2 separate regions of the Homo sapiens genome follow, and region 2 is linked to region 1. A link is an interaction called in ENCODE POLR2A ChIA-PET data of the cell type or tissue named here. Cell type or tissue: PC-3. All regions are shown on one strand. Links, peaks and the distances in the headings refer to the core of each region. The heading gives the core; the rest is flanking DNA.

Evidence for each region. Peaks named below come from ENCODE experiments on the same cell type or tissue, not always from the same donor. Only the 100,000 strongest peaks of a DNase experiment are listed, where the experiment ranks them.
Region 2: POLR2A ChIA-PET joins it to region 1 with 11 read pairs; 2 of 35 experiments call an interaction of 5 or more read pairs at or near these places.

Annotation. Positions count from the first base shown.
Region 1 is chr3:158,512,898-158,521,236 of GRCh38, forward strand. All of the region lies in intron 7 of RSRC1 (arginine and serine rich coiled-coil 1), which reads left to right. Among named protein-coding and RNA genes, the nearest start is that of UC.134, 9.6 kb to the right of the region's middle. In PC-3, for the core only: no CTCF peak of the experiment used is centred there; no DNase peak of the experiment used is centred there.
Region 2 is chr3:158,375,954-158,384,292 of GRCh38, forward strand. The region is part of intron 6 of RSRC1 (arginine and serine rich coiled-coil 1); the gene reads left to right. Among named protein-coding and RNA genes, the nearest start is that of UC.134, 150 kb to the right of the region's middle. In PC-3, for the core only: no CTCF peak of the experiment used is centred there; no DNase peak of the experiment used is centred there; H3K27ac peaks cover 1,247 bases.

The sequences.
Region 1 (8,339 bases), core at 279-8,278:
ATGATTTGGCTCTCTGTTTGTCTGTTGTTGGTGTATAAGAATGCTTGTGATTTTTGTACATTGATTTTGTATCCTGAGACTTTGCTGAAGTTGCTTATCAGCTTAAGGAGATTTTGGGCTGAGACAATGGGGTTTTCTAGATATACAATCATGTCGTCTGCAAACAGGGACAATTTGACTTCCTCTTTTCCTAATTGAATACCCTTTATTTCCTTCTCCTGCCTAATTGCCCTGGGCAGCACTTCCAACACTGTGTTGAATAGGAGTGGTGAGAGAGGGCATCCCTGTCTTGTGCCAGTTTTCAAAGGGAATGCTTCCAGTTTTTGCCCATTCAGTATGATATTGGCTGTGGGTTTGTCATAGATAGCTCTTATTATTTTGAAATACGTCCCATCAATACCCAATTTATTGAGAGTTTTTAGCATGAAGGGTTGTTGAATTTTGTCAAAGGCCTTTTCTGCATCTATTGAGATAATCATGTGGTTTTTGCCTTTGGTTCTGTTTATATGCTGGATTATATTTATTGATTTGTATATATTGAACCAGCCTTGCATTCCAGGGATGAAGCCCACTTGATCATGGTGGATAAGCTTTTTGATGTGCTGCTGGATTCAGTTTGCCAGTATTTTATTGAGGATTTTTGCATCAATGTTCATCAAGGATATTGGCCTAAAATTCTCTTTTTTGGTTGTGTCTCTGCCCAGCTTTGGTATCAGGATGATGCTGGCCTCATAAAATGAGTTAGGGAGGATTCCCTCTTTTTCTATTGATTGGAATAGTTTCAGAAGGAATGGTACCTGTTCCTCGTTGTACCTCTGGTAGAATTCATCTGGCTGTGAATCCATCTGGTCCTGGACTCTTTGGTTGGTAAGCTATTGATTATTGCCACAATTTCAGATCCTGTTATTGGTCTATTCAGAGATTCAACTTCTTCCTGGTTTACTCTTGGGAGAGTGTATGTGTCAAGGAATTTATCCATTTCTTCTAGATTTTCTAGTTTATTTGCGTAGAGGTGTTGGCAGTATTCTCTGATGGTAGTTTGTATTTCTGTGGGATCGGTGGTGATATCCCCTTTATCATTTTTTATTGCGTCTATTTGATTCTTCTCTTTTTTTCTTTATTAGTCTTGCTAGCGGTCTATCAATTTTGTTGATCCTTTCAGAAAACCAGCTCCTGGATTCATTAATTTTTTGAAGGGTTTTCTGTGTCTCTATTTCCTTCAGTTCTGCTCTGATTTTAGTTATTTCTTGCCTTCTGCTAGCTTTTGAATGTGTTTCCTCTTGCTTTTCTTGTTCTTTTAATTGTGATGTTAGGGTGTCAATTTTGGATCTTTCCTGCTTTCTCTTGTGGGCATTTAGTGCTGTAAATTTCCCTCTACACACTGCTTTGAATGTGTCCCAAAGATTGTGGTATGTTGTGTCTTTCTTCTCGTTGATTTCAAAGAACATCTTTATTTCTGCCTTCATTTCGTTATGTACCCAGCAGTCATTCAGGAGCAGTTTGTTCAGTTTCCATGTAGTTGAGCGGTTTTGAGTGAGATTCCTAATCCTGAGTTCTAGTTTGATTGCACTGTGGTCTGAGAGATAGTTTGTTATAATTTCTGGTCTTTTACATTTGCTGAGGAGAGCTTTACTTCCACGTATGTGGTCAATTTTGGAATAGGTGTGGTGTGGTGCTGAAAAAAATGTATATTCTGTTGATTTGGGATGGAGAGTTCTGTAGATGTCTATTATGTCCGCTTGGTGCAGAGCTGAGTTCAATTCCTCGGTATCCTTGTTGACTCTCTGTCTCGTTGATCTGTCTAATGTTGACAGTGGGGTGTTAAAGTCTCCCATTATTAATGTGTGGGAGTCTAAGTCTCTTTGTAGGTCACTCAGGACTTGCTTTATGAATCTGGGTGCTCCAGTATTGGGTGCATATATAATTAAGATAGTTATCTCTTCTTGTTGAATTGATCCCTTTACCATTATGTAATGGCCTTCTTTGTCTCTTTTGATCTTTGTTGGTTTAAAGTCTGTTTTATCAGAGAGTAGGATTGCAACCCCTACCTTTTTTTGTTTTCCATTTGCTTGGTAGATCTTCCTCCATCCTTTTATTTTGAGCCTATGTGTGTCTCTGCACTTGAGATGGGTTTCCTGAATACAGCACACTGATGGGTCTTGACTCTTTATCCAACTTGCCAGTCTGTGTCTTTTAATTGGAGCATTTAGTCCATTTACATTTAAAGTTAATATTGTTATGTGTGAATTTGATCCTGTCATTATGATGTTAGCTGGTTATTTTGCTCGTTAGTTGATGCAGTTTCTTCCTAGTTGGCATGATTTTGCAGCGGCTGATATTGGTTGTTCCTTTCCATGTTTAGCGCTTCCTTCAGGAGCTCTTTTAGGGCAGGCCTGGTGGTGACAAAATCTCTCAGCATTTGCTTGTCTGTAAAGTATTTTATTTCTCCTTCACCTATGAAGCTTAGTTTGGCTGGATATGAAATTCTGGGTTGAAAATTCTTTTCTTTAAGAATGTTGAATATTGGCCCCGACTCTCTTCTGGCTTGTAGCGTTTCTGCCGAGAGATCCGCTGTTAGTCTGATGGGCTTCCCTTTGAGGGTAACCCGACCTTTCTCTCTGGCTGCCCTTAACATTTTTTCCTTCATTTCAACTTTGGTGAATCTGACAATTATGTGTCTTGGAGTTGCTCTTCTCGAGGATTATCTTTGTGGCGTTCTCTGTATTTCCTGAATCTGAACGTTGGCCTGCCTTGCTAGATTGGGGAAGTTCTCCTGGATAATATCCTGCAGAGTGTTTTCCAACTTGGTTCCATTCTCCCCGTCACTTTCAGGTACACCAATCAGACGTAGATTTGGTCTTTTCACATAGTCCCATATTTCTTGGAGGCTTTGCTCGTTTCTTTTTATTCTTTTTTCTGTAAACTTCCCTTCTTACTTCATTTCATTCATTTCATCTTCCATCGCTGATACCCTTTCTTCCAGTTGATCACATCGGCTCCTGAGGCTTCTGCATTCTTCACGTAGTTCTCGAGCCTTGGTTTTCAGCTCCATCAGCTCCTTTAAGCACTTCTCTGTATTGGTTATTCTAGTTATACATTCTTCTAAATTTTTTTCAAAGTTTTCAACTTCTTTGCCTTTGGTTTGAATGTCCTCCGTAGCTTGGAGTAATTTGATCATCTGAAGCCTTCTTCTCTCAGCTCGTCAAAGTCATTCTCCGTCCAGCTTTGTTCCATTGCTGGTGAGGAACTGCGTTCCTTTGGAGGAGGAGAGGTGCTCGCTTTTTAGAGTTTCCAGTTTTTCTGCTCTGTTTTTTCCCCATCTTTGTGGTTTTATCTACTTTTGGTCTTTGATGATGGTGATGTACAGATGGGTTTTTGGTGTGGATGTCCTTTCTGTTTGTTAGTTTTCCTTCTAACAGACAGGACCCTCAGCTGCAGGTCTGTTGGAGTACCCGGCCGTGTGAGGTGTCAGTGTGCCCCTGCTGGGGGGTGCCTCCCAGTTAGGCTGCTCGGGGGTCAGGGGTCAGGGACCCACTTGAGGAGGCAGTCTGCCTGTTCTCAGATCTCCAGCTGGGTGCTGGGAGAACCACTGCTCTCTTCAAAGCTGTCAGACAGGGACATTTAAGTCTGCAGAGGTTACTGCTGTCTTTTTGTTGTCTGTGCCCTGCCCCCAGAGGTGGAGCCTACAGAGGCAGGCAGGCCTCCTTGAGCTGTGGTGGGCTCCACCCGGTTGGAGCTTCCCGGCTGCTTTGTTTACCTAAGCAAGCCTGGGCAATGGTGGGCGCCCCTTCCCCAGCCTCGTTGCCGCCTTGCAGTTTGATCTCAGACTGCTGTGCTAGCAATCAGCGAGACTCCGTGGGCGTAGGGCCCTCCGAGCCAGGTGCGGGATATAATCTCCTGGTGCGCTATTTTTTAAGCCCGTCGGAAAAGTGCGGTATTCAGGTGGGAGTGACCCGATTTTCCAGGTGCCGTCTGTCACCCCTTTCTTTGACTAGGAAACGGAACTCCCTGACCCCTTGTGCTTCCCAAGTGAGGCAGTGCCTCGCCCTGCTTTGGCTCGTGCACGGTGCACGCACCCACTGACCTATGCCCACTGTCTGGCACTCCCTAGTGAGATGAACCCGGTACCTCAGATGGAAATGCAGAAATCACCCGTCTTCTGCGTCGCTCACGCTGGGAGCCATAGACCAGAGCTGTTCCTATTCGGCCATCTTGGCTCCTCCCTCCATTTGTTGGATTTATTCCTAGTTGCCTTATATTTTTTGCTATTAATATTATTATCATTTTACAATTAATTTTCTGTTCAGGGCTGCTATATAGAAATGAAGTTGATTCTTGAGTATTGATTTTGTACCTAACAAATTATCTGTAAATACTTTTGGGTTTTCTATAAATACAATCATCTTATCTTTTTGTCTCTTTCCACTTGTTATATCATTTCTTTCTTTTTCTTTTCTCACTGCACTGACTGCAACCCCCACTAACCAGTACCTAATAGAAATGGTGATAGCTAGTATCGTCATCCTGTTTGTGATCATTAAGGTATTGCTTTTTAATATTTAACAAGTATGATACTTGCTTTATCTTTTTTATAGGGGGTGATGTTTGTTTTGGTGGATTCCCTTTGCTTCAGATCAGAGATGTTTCCTTCCTTTTTTATTTTGTTTCAACTTCAAGTAAATAGTAAGTTTTGTTAGACTTTTTTTTTTTTTAGAGACAGGGTCTTGCTGTGTTGCCCCAGGTAGAGTGCAGTGGCATGATCATGGCTCACTGAAGTTTTGAACTGCTGGACACAAGTGATCCACCTCAACTTCCCAAAGTGCTGAAACTATAGGTGTATACCACAACACCCAGCTAATTTTTTTTTTTTTTTTTTTTTTTTTTTTTTTTTTTTTTGTTGAGACAGGGTCTGACCAGGTTGGTCTTGAAATCGTGGACTCAGGCAGTCCTCCTGCCTCTGCTTCGCAAAGTGAGGATTATAGGCATGGGCCATCACACCCAGCTGACTTTAGTTTTTTTAGTTTAATTTTTCTCTTTTAATCCCAAAATGTTATTAATTATATTAATATATCTTCTGTGTTAAACTAAATTTGAGGTCCTAGAATAAACCAAACATGGTTATGGTGTATTATCTATTTTTATACAATTTGATTTCATTTATTTTTATATAAATTATGCATATGTACGTAAGTGCGTGCGTGTGTGTGTGTGTGTGTGTGTGTGTGTGTGTATATATATATATATATATATATTTTTTTTTTTTTTTTTTTTACTCCCATACCCTTTTTGCATCTGCATTCATGATTTGCTTCTGTGACCTTTTTTGGTACTGTTCTTGACTGGGTTTTAAAAAGCAAGATTGTGCTAGCCTAGTAAAATGAATTAGGAAGTCAGTTTGTGTAACATCAAAATTATTTTTTCCTTGAACGTTTGATAGAACTTTTCTGTAAATCTTCTGAGTATAGTGTTTATAAAAGATTTTTTTTTTTGTCAAATGATTCAATTTCTTTATGGGTTAAAGGACTACTATAACTCTTCATTTTGGGTCATAGATTTTCTTTTAACTTCCTGTGATCTCAACAATACATTTAATTTGATTTTTAAAAATATTTAATATTCTTGTTATGGAAGTATCATTTAGAAGTACCGGTAGAAGTATCATTTAATTTATCATATATCCATATCCTCCATAATCTGGGAAACAGAAGTCTTCATTTAACCACCATCCCTCTCCAATTTTACTTAACGTCATTCCATTAAAACTGCTTTTGTCAAAATCACCAATACTCTCTAATTTTCCAAATCTAGTATAATTTTTCTAATCACATGCAAACTCTGAGCAGCATTTAACTCAACCGACCACACTATTCTTCTGGAAACACCCTCTTTTTCAGTTTATATAACATAGTACTGAATCTGGTTTTTCTACCAGCGTGACCATTCTGTCTCCTTTTCTTCTTCTTGATTTCCAAGTGTTGTTTACAGGAACTCAGTCTTTTTCTTTTCTATCTCAGGTGAATTTATCATTTTTCACTAGTGTGAATATGTATACTTATTACTTCCAAATTTTTATCTGAAGTACAGGCTCTCTCTTCCGAACTCCAGACTTGAAGACTTTTTTTTTGTTTTAACATATAGTCATCTCAAAGTTATCATCTTCAAAACTGAACTCAACTACACCCATTCAGGTCTTTCTCGTTGTAATGAATGAACCATCATTTATCTGGTTGCTTGATCCAGAAAGTTGGAAATCAGCCTTTATTTTCATAATTCTTTTACCTTCCACAAATTTTTGTTAATTCTACATCCCAAATATCTTTATCTCCTGTGCTAACCCTGGTCTGGGTGTTCACCATTTCTTGCCCGGACTTCTGTAATAGCCTCACAAGTAACTGGTTTCTTTACTCTCTTACATTAGAGTGACCAGCGGTTTCTCTACTCTCTCGTATTAGAGAGTGACCAGTGTTTTCTTTACTATCTCTTGTGCTAGAAAGGGACCAGTGGCTAGTTCAGACTGAGTGCTCTGGGAAGGTCTCCCTAAGGAGCTGACATTTAAGCTAAAATCTGAATAACAAGGAGGGACTTGCCACCCAAAGAGCATTCTAGATGGAGGAAACACCTTCTGTAAAGATTATAAGCTAAAAAATAAATTTCAAATGCTTAAGAACCCTGAAGAAGGCCAGTTTGGCAAGGGGTAGAGATTTGGTTAAAGAGTTTAGCAGGAGCCAGATTATACCAGCCTTCGTAAGTAAGAGCATAAAATGTAAACTTTATTCTAAATGAGTTAAGAGGCCAATTAAAAGTGATGCTTTGAATTTAAGGGGTGAGAGAGAAGAATTGAAGATGTGGCATATGAGTCTAAAGTTTGGGAAAGATGTTAAGGCTAGAGCTAAAGATTTGAGGGTCACCAGCCTACAAATGGTGTTTATAACTATATGTTACCTAGAGAGAGAATATAGATAAAGAAGAGAAAGGAGCCTACATTGAGCCTTGGAGTACTCTAATGTTAGAGGTGCCAGTAGAGAAAAATGAGGAATTGTGACCAGTGAGGAAAAGGAAAACCAGAAGTGTATGATGTCATGGAAGCCAAATGAAAAAAAAGTTTCAGGAATGAAGAAGTGGTCACTTCTGTTGAATGACGGACTGGAGAAGAAATAGAAATAGAATCCTTCTATTAAGGTCAGCCTTGAGTAGTTTCAAGGACAGTCAAAGGTAGTTTTTAAATACTCTCTAGAAATTCTTATGAGAGGTAAACAAGTATCTTCCACTTTTCCAAATTTAATTTGGAAAATTAAATTGGCCCATTCTATTTTGTAGCAGAATTTCAGAGTGGTTGATAACCTTTTGGACAAGATCAGGTTTTCTTAAAGCTTACAGCTTCACAGTGTCTCTGACTAGACAGACACAAAGAAATAAATATGTTCTCCTAGCAATCAGCACATGGAGGAACAATTAAACTTGTCTTATTTAGAAGAATCCTTCTTGTAGTCATCACTTTTGAACAGACTATTTGCAGTCAGAGATTATTTAAGGTAGTACTTGGCTTTTTGAATGTGTTTACTATAGAAGACTTTGAGAAATGGGCAGCAAAGAGACACTGAAAATTATCTTTTAAATCCATTTCCTGAGTATTTGGGTCAAATGACTTTCTGATGTGTTGGACAGTAATTGATTCCAGGGAATTGTTTTTACTGTCTGCCTAATCACTGTCTTATTGCTTCTGGAATATTGACCTCCTATGTCCATCTGGCTGACAGGATCAAGCCCTGAGTCAGCCTGTAAAAACTCTTCTTGAAATGTTTCAAATTAATTGTGGATTTGCAGTGGTTTCATTTTCAAAGGTTTATGTTTATTGCTAACATTGTTATGTGATAGTTTTGTGATTATTAAATGAGTTTAAGTAGACCTAGAAGTGTGTTATGCATGTCTATGTATGTGGGTATATATAAAATTTTTATTTATAATCAGTCTTAGTCTTCATGGGTTGGAATTTTATTCCCATATTTTTTGCTTGGATTGAAATGGCATGCTTATCTAACATAACTAGAATTCCCTGGTTATTCCCTGGTTATGTAGTTACAGATACTACAAACTGGTAAACATACCTAAGAGGTTTGCAGATTTCTCCATCTGTATGGATTAATACATTTTCTGCCCAAATTTTGAGACATAACAGAATGATTGCCACTACCATCTCTCCATTCCCGAAGATCACATATTTTTAGAAGACTAGTCACCTATTGGTGGTAGTTAATGTTATGACTCCATAAGAATTAAAATAAGTGAAATATTAATAGATTGCTTAGAAATTATGTTGTTATGGTTAGAGATTATGCCCT
Region 2 (8,339 bases), core at 197-8,196, 140 kb before region 1:
TGCGTTTGCCAATCAATATTTTAAGGGTGACTCTCCACTGATTTCTGAATTCTCTTTTTAAGGGTGAGTCTCCACTGATTTCTGAACTCTCTTTCTGTACAGTTCCCTCCCTCCCTCCCTCTCGACCCCCCTTCCTTCCTTCCTTTGTAGTCGTTCCTATGGTCTACCTCCTGGAAAGAATATATCCCTCCCTCCCTCCCTCCCTCCCTCCCTCCCTTCCTTCTTCCCTTCCTTTCGTTTTTTTTTTTTTTTTTTAAAGACAGAGTCTCACTCTGTCACCCAGGCTGGAGTGCAGTGGTGCAATATTGGCTCACTGCAGCCTCTGCCTCCTGAGTAGCTGGGATTATAGACATGTGCCACCACTCCTGGCTAATTTTTGTAAATTTTTTGTAGAGACGGGGTTTCACCATGTTGGTCAGGCTGGTCTTGAACTCCAGACCTCAGGTTATCTGCCTGCCTCGGCCTCCCAAAGTGCTGGGATTACAGGTGTGAGCTACCATGCCCAGCCCCTGTGTAGTTCTTTCTCTTGTATATTGTTCTGCAAACTGTGGGCATCTTGGTCTCCTAGGTGCCTGTAGCTCCATCTCCTCAACTAACTTGGTCCACTAAGCTCTTCTTGGGTTCCCTTTCCCAGCATTATGGCTGGAAACTCAAAGCAGTAACTACAGTAGTCATAGGGCTCATCTCCGTTGTCTCCTGACCTTGAAAATCAATGTTCTACTTTGTGTGGTGTCAAGTGTTTTGAAAGTTATTTCTTCCATTTATTTTTTCCTGTTTTTCTTTTTCTTTCTTTTTTCCCCTTGGTTGTTTCAGACAGGAGTTTAAATACAATCAGCACCTATTATTCCATATTGGTTGGACGGGGAAGTTGGCATAGTCACTCTATATGATTTCAATTCTTTTACATTTTTTTAGACTTATTTTTGGCCTCAGATACAGTGTTTGTTGGCAAATGTACCAAGTGCATTTGAAGGGAATGTATATTCTACAGTTGGGGGTGTTGTGTTATATAAAATATCAGTTAGGTCAAAGTTGGTATCCTTCAAGATTCTTATCCTTCATCACTTTAAAGATAGTGTTCACTACCTGTTGGCTTTCTTTTTTCTGATGAAAAGTTTAGTCATTGAAGTCATTGTTGTTAATGTATGTAATGTGTTGGTTTTCTGTGGCAGTTTTCAATATTTTCTCTTTATGGTTCTCATTAGTTTGAATATGATGTGTTTCAGTCTGCAAATTTATGCCCTTAAATTTGGGAAATTATTTTGCTGTAATTTCTTCAAATGTACACTGTTTTCTGTTTTATACATTAGATGCCTTTTCCACTTCTTCGTCTTCTTTATAATTGATATTGTTTGGATGTGTGTCCCCTCCAAATTTCTTGTTGAAATATGATCCCCAATGTTGGAGTTTGGGCCTAGCAGGAGGTATTTGGATCATGGGAGTGGATACCTTATGAATGGCTAGATGACCTCCTTGTGGTAACGAGTGAATTCTTGCTCTGAGTTCGCATGAGATTTGGTTGTTTAAAAGAGTGTAGTGTCTTCTCATTCTCCCGCTCTTGCTCCTTCTCTTGCTATGTGATATACTGACTCCCCCTTTCCTGAGGCCTTATTAGGGGCAGATGCTGGCCCATGCTTCTTGTACAGCCTGTAGGACCAGGAGCCAAAATAAACTTCTTTACAAATTACCCAGTCTCCGATATTCCTTTTTTTTTTTTTTCTTCTGAGACAGAGTTTCAGTCAGTCACCCAGGCTGGAGTGCAGTGGTGCTATCTTGGCTCACTGCAACCTCCGCCCCCTGGGTTCAAGTGATTCTCCTGCCTCAGCCTCCCGAGTAGCTGAGATTGCAGGTGCCTGCCACCACACCCTGCTAATTTTTTGTATTTTTAGTAGAGGCAGGATTTCACCATGTTGGCCAGGTTGGTCTTGAACTCCTGACCTCAAATGATCTGCCCCCCTCAGCCTTTCAAAGTGCCGGGATTACAGGCATAAGCCACCGCGCCCTGCCCCAGTATTCCTTTATAGCAAGGCAAAATGGACTGATACAGTCATCCTGCTCTTTTTTCCCTCCCAATTTTTTTCTCTGAGTTTTCAGGTTGGATCATCTCTATCGCTCTGTTTTATCATTTTTCATGGTCACTGATCCTGCCATTTCTATTTAGTGAAGTTTAAAATTTCTAACATGTTTCAGTTCTAAAATTATTGTTTTGTTTTTTATATTTTATTTTTCTCTGCTGAGATTTTCAATTTTTAATTCATTATAGTGTATTTTTATGTACCTCATTGAGCATAGTTATAATGGCTGTTTTATTCTCATGTTGGGTGGGACCTTAAAAATAGCCATTTACAAATCTTTACTGTTAATTTCAACATCTGAGTTCTCTCAAGGTTGGTTGCTGTTGATTTTCTTTTCCTTTGACACTGGGTCCAGTTTTCCTTGTTCTTTAGATGTTGAATGATTATTTGATTGTATCTTAGACATTGTGAATATTTGGTTGTGAATACTCTGCATTCTATTCTGTTCCTCTGAAGAGCATTATTGTCTTTTGTTTTAGCAGGCAGTTTACTTGGATAGACCCAAATTGTAACTTACTTTCACCTATAGTGGGCAACAGCTGAAATATCAACTTAATTAATTTAACCTCATCTTCAAACTGCAAGTATGTCCTGAACGGGAGTGCTTCAGCTGTCAAGAGACTTAGGCAGAATTTACAAATAATCAGGTCTGCCTTTCTCTGATTCTCTCTTTTCTAGGATTCCTCCTTACTTCCAGTGGCTGGATTTGCCTGGGGCTGTTCCCTCTGGTTCTCAGGCCAAAAGACCACAGGGTTTTCTCAGCAATTCAGCCATGTCTTACTACAACCATGACCTACCCTTAGGTCAAAACCTCAAAAGCAGTGAGGTACCACCATGCCTGCCCTTTCTTCCAAGTTTCAGCTTCCCTCCAAAATCTGTTTATTCACTCTTCAGAGATTTTAAATGGTTACTGACTACACTGTTTCCCCACACCTCACAGTTGATCTATCAGCGACTTCTGGGGTCTGTGCCATTAAAACATATGTACAATCTTTGTTCTCACTGCCTTTCCTACCACTTACCTAGACCAAGTCACCACCATCTCTCACCTGAATTTGTGCAATAGCTTCTTTACTGGTTGCATGATTCCCACTAGTTCCATTGTATTTTTAACATGGCAACTGGAATGAGTGGTCCTTTTAAAACCTTGATCAGAAATACCACTTTTTTTTTTTTTTTTTTTTTTTTTTGAGACCGAGTCTCGCTCTGTCGCCCAGGCTGGAGTGCAGTGGCGCGATCTCAGCTCACTGCAAGCTCCGCCTCCCGGGTTCATGCCATTCTTCTGCCTCAGCCTCCTGAGTAGCTGGGACTATAGGCACCCGCCACCACGCCCGGCTAATTTTTTGTATTTTTAGTAGAGACGGGGTTTCACCATGTTAGCCAGGATGGTCTCGATCTCCTGACCTCGTGATCCGCCTGCCTTGGCCTCCCAAAGTGCTGGGATTACAGGCATGAGCCACCACACCTGGCCAGAAATACCATTAGGCCAGAACCTAATGCCTACTCCAGAGAAAATAAGGCCCTTAAGAATCCGATGAGCTATCTTTTTTTCATTTCATCTCCTGTTCTCCTCACTCAATCACATTCACCTTCTTAGTATGCCTTAGTCTCAGCAGGCAGCTTCCCCTTCAAGGCCTTAATGCTGCCTATTCCTTCTGCCTGGACACGCTTCCCCAAATAGCTATAGTACCTAGCTTACTCTCTTGCCTCCTTCAGGTCATTACTCAGATGTCATCTGACTGAACTGCACCTCCCCCCTACACATACATACAAACACACGCGCATGCACACACACACACACACACACACCCTCCCTCCCTCTTGTCCCATTTGCTTGCTTCATTTTTCTGTTTTACCACTGTTTCCATCTCTAGTTAATTTTTTTTTTCAATATCTGTCTCTACCCACTAGAATGTAAGCTATATCAGGGTAAGGATTGTTATCTGCTTTGTTCACTTTTGGATCTCCAGCACCAAGAACCTACACATCATTTGTGCTTAATAAACGTTTTCTGGTCAGATATATGAAGGAATAATTGGCTTTACTTTAATGTTTCTCATTTTTCTCTAGCTACTAAAAGCTAATATTTTAAAATATACATATTACTGATTCAGAACTGGAATGAACTAACAGAAGAAGCAATTATATGTCATTTTTAAGAAAAATAATTTCACTTTTTGCATCAAATATCATGAATTTCAAAAATGTAAAATAGCTGCTTTTATAAATGATATCACAGATATCTGTGCTGCTTTGTGACTTTTGCTGATTTAATAATGTCTTGCCCCAAGCATGGTGGCATGAGCCTGTAGTCCCAGCTACTCAGGAAGCTGAGGCTGGAGGATTACTTGAGCCCAGGAGTTCAAGGCTGTAGTGTTCTATGACTGTGAATAGCCTGTAAATAGCCACTGCACTCCAGCCTGGGCAACATAGCAGGACCTCATCTTTAAACAATTAAAAAATAAAGATAATAATGTTTTATGTTTGTATAACAGTTCCCGGTTTACAAAGCACTTTTGCATATTATCACATTTTATTTTATTAATCTCTAGTTTGCAAGTTGTCAGGTATTTTATATTTTTATTTTTAGATATATAGTTTGGTATATATTTTATATGAGTTTGGTATTTTATAAAAATCAACATGATGGGTATTTTTTGGGCAAGTTGTGGGAAAATACCACTCTGATGACTTAAAAAAAATTAAGATACCTGTGGAATATTTAGTGCTTATATTTGGTGAGGGAATATAAAGATTGCTTATTTTTGAATTATTACATGTGTATTTTGAAATTATATTTTTTTCTATACTTAATGTAGTATCATTTCATTCTAGATTTGAGACTAAATATTACTGTGTTCTGTTAACCCTTAAACAACATGTGTTTAAACTGTATGGGTCTACTTATACAAGGATTTTTTTTTACATAAATATTTTGTAAATTTTGTCTGTAGATTTGTGACAATTTTAAAAACTCACAGATGACCACTGTAACCTAGAGGTATTGTGAAAATTAAGAAAAAGTCACGTATGTCGTGAATGTATAAAATATATGTAGATACTAGTCTATGTTATTTACCACTATAAAATATATGAACTATTATAGAAAGTTAAAATTTATCAAAACTTAAACACATGAACACTTACAAACCATGCATTGTGCCATTTGCATATGAGAGAAAGGGAAACAGATGTAAAGATGCATTGTTCAATCATAACTGCACAATTAACTGTTATACATACTGTACTACTGTAATAATTTCTTAGCCACCTCCTGTTGCTATTGTGATGAGCTCAAGTGTTACATGTATCTGCTTCAAATGCCATGTGACACTAATTATTTCCATATGAGCAGTCCCCCTCTCCAGAAAATTGTATTACAGTAAGAAGTGATCTCTCGCAGTTCTTGCATATTTTTCATTGTGTTTATTGCAATACCACAAGGCCATTTATCATTGTGTGAACATCATAGAGTGTACAGTCATATATCACTTGATGAGGATACATTCTGAGAAATGCATCATTAGGTGATTTTGTCATTGTGCAAACATCATAGAGTGTAGTTATACAAACCTAGGTGGTATAACCTACTACACACCTAGGCTATATGGTATAGTCTGTTGCTCCTAGGCTATAAACCTGAACAGCATGTTGCTGTGCTGAATATTGTAAACAATGTTGACACAATGGTATTTGTATATCTAAACATATCTAAACATAGAAAAGGTACAGTAAAGATATGCTATAAAAGATAAAAAATAATGCACTTGATAGGGCACTTACCGTAAATAGACTTTGTAGGTGAGTCAGGGAGTGAGTGGTGAGTGAATGTGAGGGCCTAGGACATTACCATACAGTTCTGTTTACTTTATAAACACTACAGTTATACTACACTAAATTCATTTAAATTTTTTTTGTTCAATAGTAAATTAAACTTAGCTACTGTAACTTTTTACTTTATAAATTTTAATTTTTTTTAACTTATTGACCATTTTAAATAACACTCAGCTTACAACACAAACACATTGAACAGCCGTTAAAAACTTTAAAAAAAATTTTTTTAACTTTTTTGTTAGAAACTGAGATACAAACATGCACATTAGCCTAAACCTACACAGGGTCAGGATTATTATCAATATCATTGTCTCCCATCTCCATATCTTGTCCCATTGGAAGATCTTCAGGGGCAATAACATCCATGGAGCTGTCACCTCCTATGATAATAGTGCCTTCTGTAATATCTCCTGGAGGACCTGCCTGAGGCTGTTTTACAGTTAACTTTTTTTTATAAGTAGAAGGAATACACTCTAAAATAATGATAAAAAGTATAGTACTGTGAATACATAAGCCAGTAACACAGTCATTTATTATGCTATGCTTTTATATGCTGGGCAGCACAGTTGGTTTGTTTACACCAATATCACCACAAACACAGGACAGCCCTGACATCATTAGGCCATAGGAATCTTTCAGCTTTATTATAATCTTATGTCTTTTCTTGACCAAAACATTATTATCTGGTGCATGATTGTAGGTCTCTTTAGCCTGGCCAGCTACCCCCTACCCCCAGTCTAATACTGTTAGGTGTGGCTGGCCCTACTTTAAGTTGCTTTCTCAGCAAAAATACCCGGCGTGGTCTGAGAGAGCCAGTTTGAATAACAAATTTGAATGTCACTCTGACCTCTGAGGAGCTGAAGACTAAGGCCAGGCCAAATTTCTTACTACACAAAGGTCTTTCTCTTTCACCTCTTAGATGAATATGCAGTATTTTCATTTGGTCATTGTTTTTATATTTTTATGAGTATTGTATCTTTAACTCTTGAATTTTTTTGGAGTTTAATGCTGAAACTAAAGACAGATTTATTTTCACCCCTACAAAGAGCTAATCATTTCTGATACCATTTGTTAAATAATTCTTCCTTCTCTTCACTGATTTTGATGCCTTATTTACATTTGATGCCTAGTTTTTAAACCTCTGTCAGATTAATTAGAGTAAATTATTCAGAAATAGTAGAAAGTGCTTAAATTTGACCTACTAATTTCTGACAAGGAAGACATGGACAAATTATAAATAATGGACAAAAGAGCTAAAAAAACTGCAGGAGTCTAGTGACTGGCATATCTTTCTATAACCCCTTAAGGACATCGCTGTTTTATAATCCCAAACTCTGCTTAATGCTTTAATGTTCATAATTATACTCTGGGTCATCAAGAAAGGATGAATGAAGTTCAGCAGTAATTACTTTAAGAAGACATATAGTTGGCCCTCCATATCCACTGGTATGGAACCCATGGATATGAAGGGGTGACTGTCCTGTGCCATTTTATATAAGGGACTTGAGTATTCGAGAATACTGGTATCTGCAGGGAGTCTTGGAATCAATCCTCTGTGGATGTGGGAGGCTGACTGTGCAGCAAAATGCTGTGCAGATCTTAAAGAAAAGGAGGCAGGGCTGTATGTGCTGACTAACAAGGGAAAATATCTATCAAATCATTATGGAGGGAAAATCATGAAGTTGCAAAAGTACAGGTGGTGCCATGCATATACTTTTACTAATAACTCTGTGTATCTTTAACATGCATACAAAAAGCCTTGGGGGAATACTCACCAACTATGATGGGGAGGGGTGTAATAAGTAGTGGTGGTGTGTCTTTATTTTCTGCTTTCTCACAGTATTTTGATTTATTTTAAAATAAGCTTGTATTTGTTTTGTAATTGAAAATTTGAAAGACAGTATACAAGTTTATAATGCATTATAGAAAGATATCAGTCACAAACAAGTGATTTACATGTTGGAAGTTCAGTAGATTAGCTCTGAGAGTCAAATCATGACAATTCATTCCTCAAAGATTCACATACATGGGATATGCCTTTCTTACACTATTTTTGGTATTAAAAAAAGAAAAACTTTATGGGAAAATATTTTATAATTGAGAAGCATTAATTGTTTTTAAGCAAAACAGGTCATAAATTATATTTTATATATTTTAGAAAAGATTTATGACTAGTTTCTTTATGAAGTAGCCTACTCTTTGTAGACTTCTATGTATTAGTAATTTTATATTAGTGAAGATAGTTTTCGAAATATGTCATACTCTCAAAACTTGGGACTCAAGGTCAGAAGTAAGAGTTGAAATGGGGGAATGACATAATGAATCAGGAACAGGTAAGACATCAAGAAACTCTTCTGCACTCCATCAGTAGGGTACGATCTAAGATTGCAAGTACACAGTCAAAAACAGAAACAGTTACCATGGAGATAC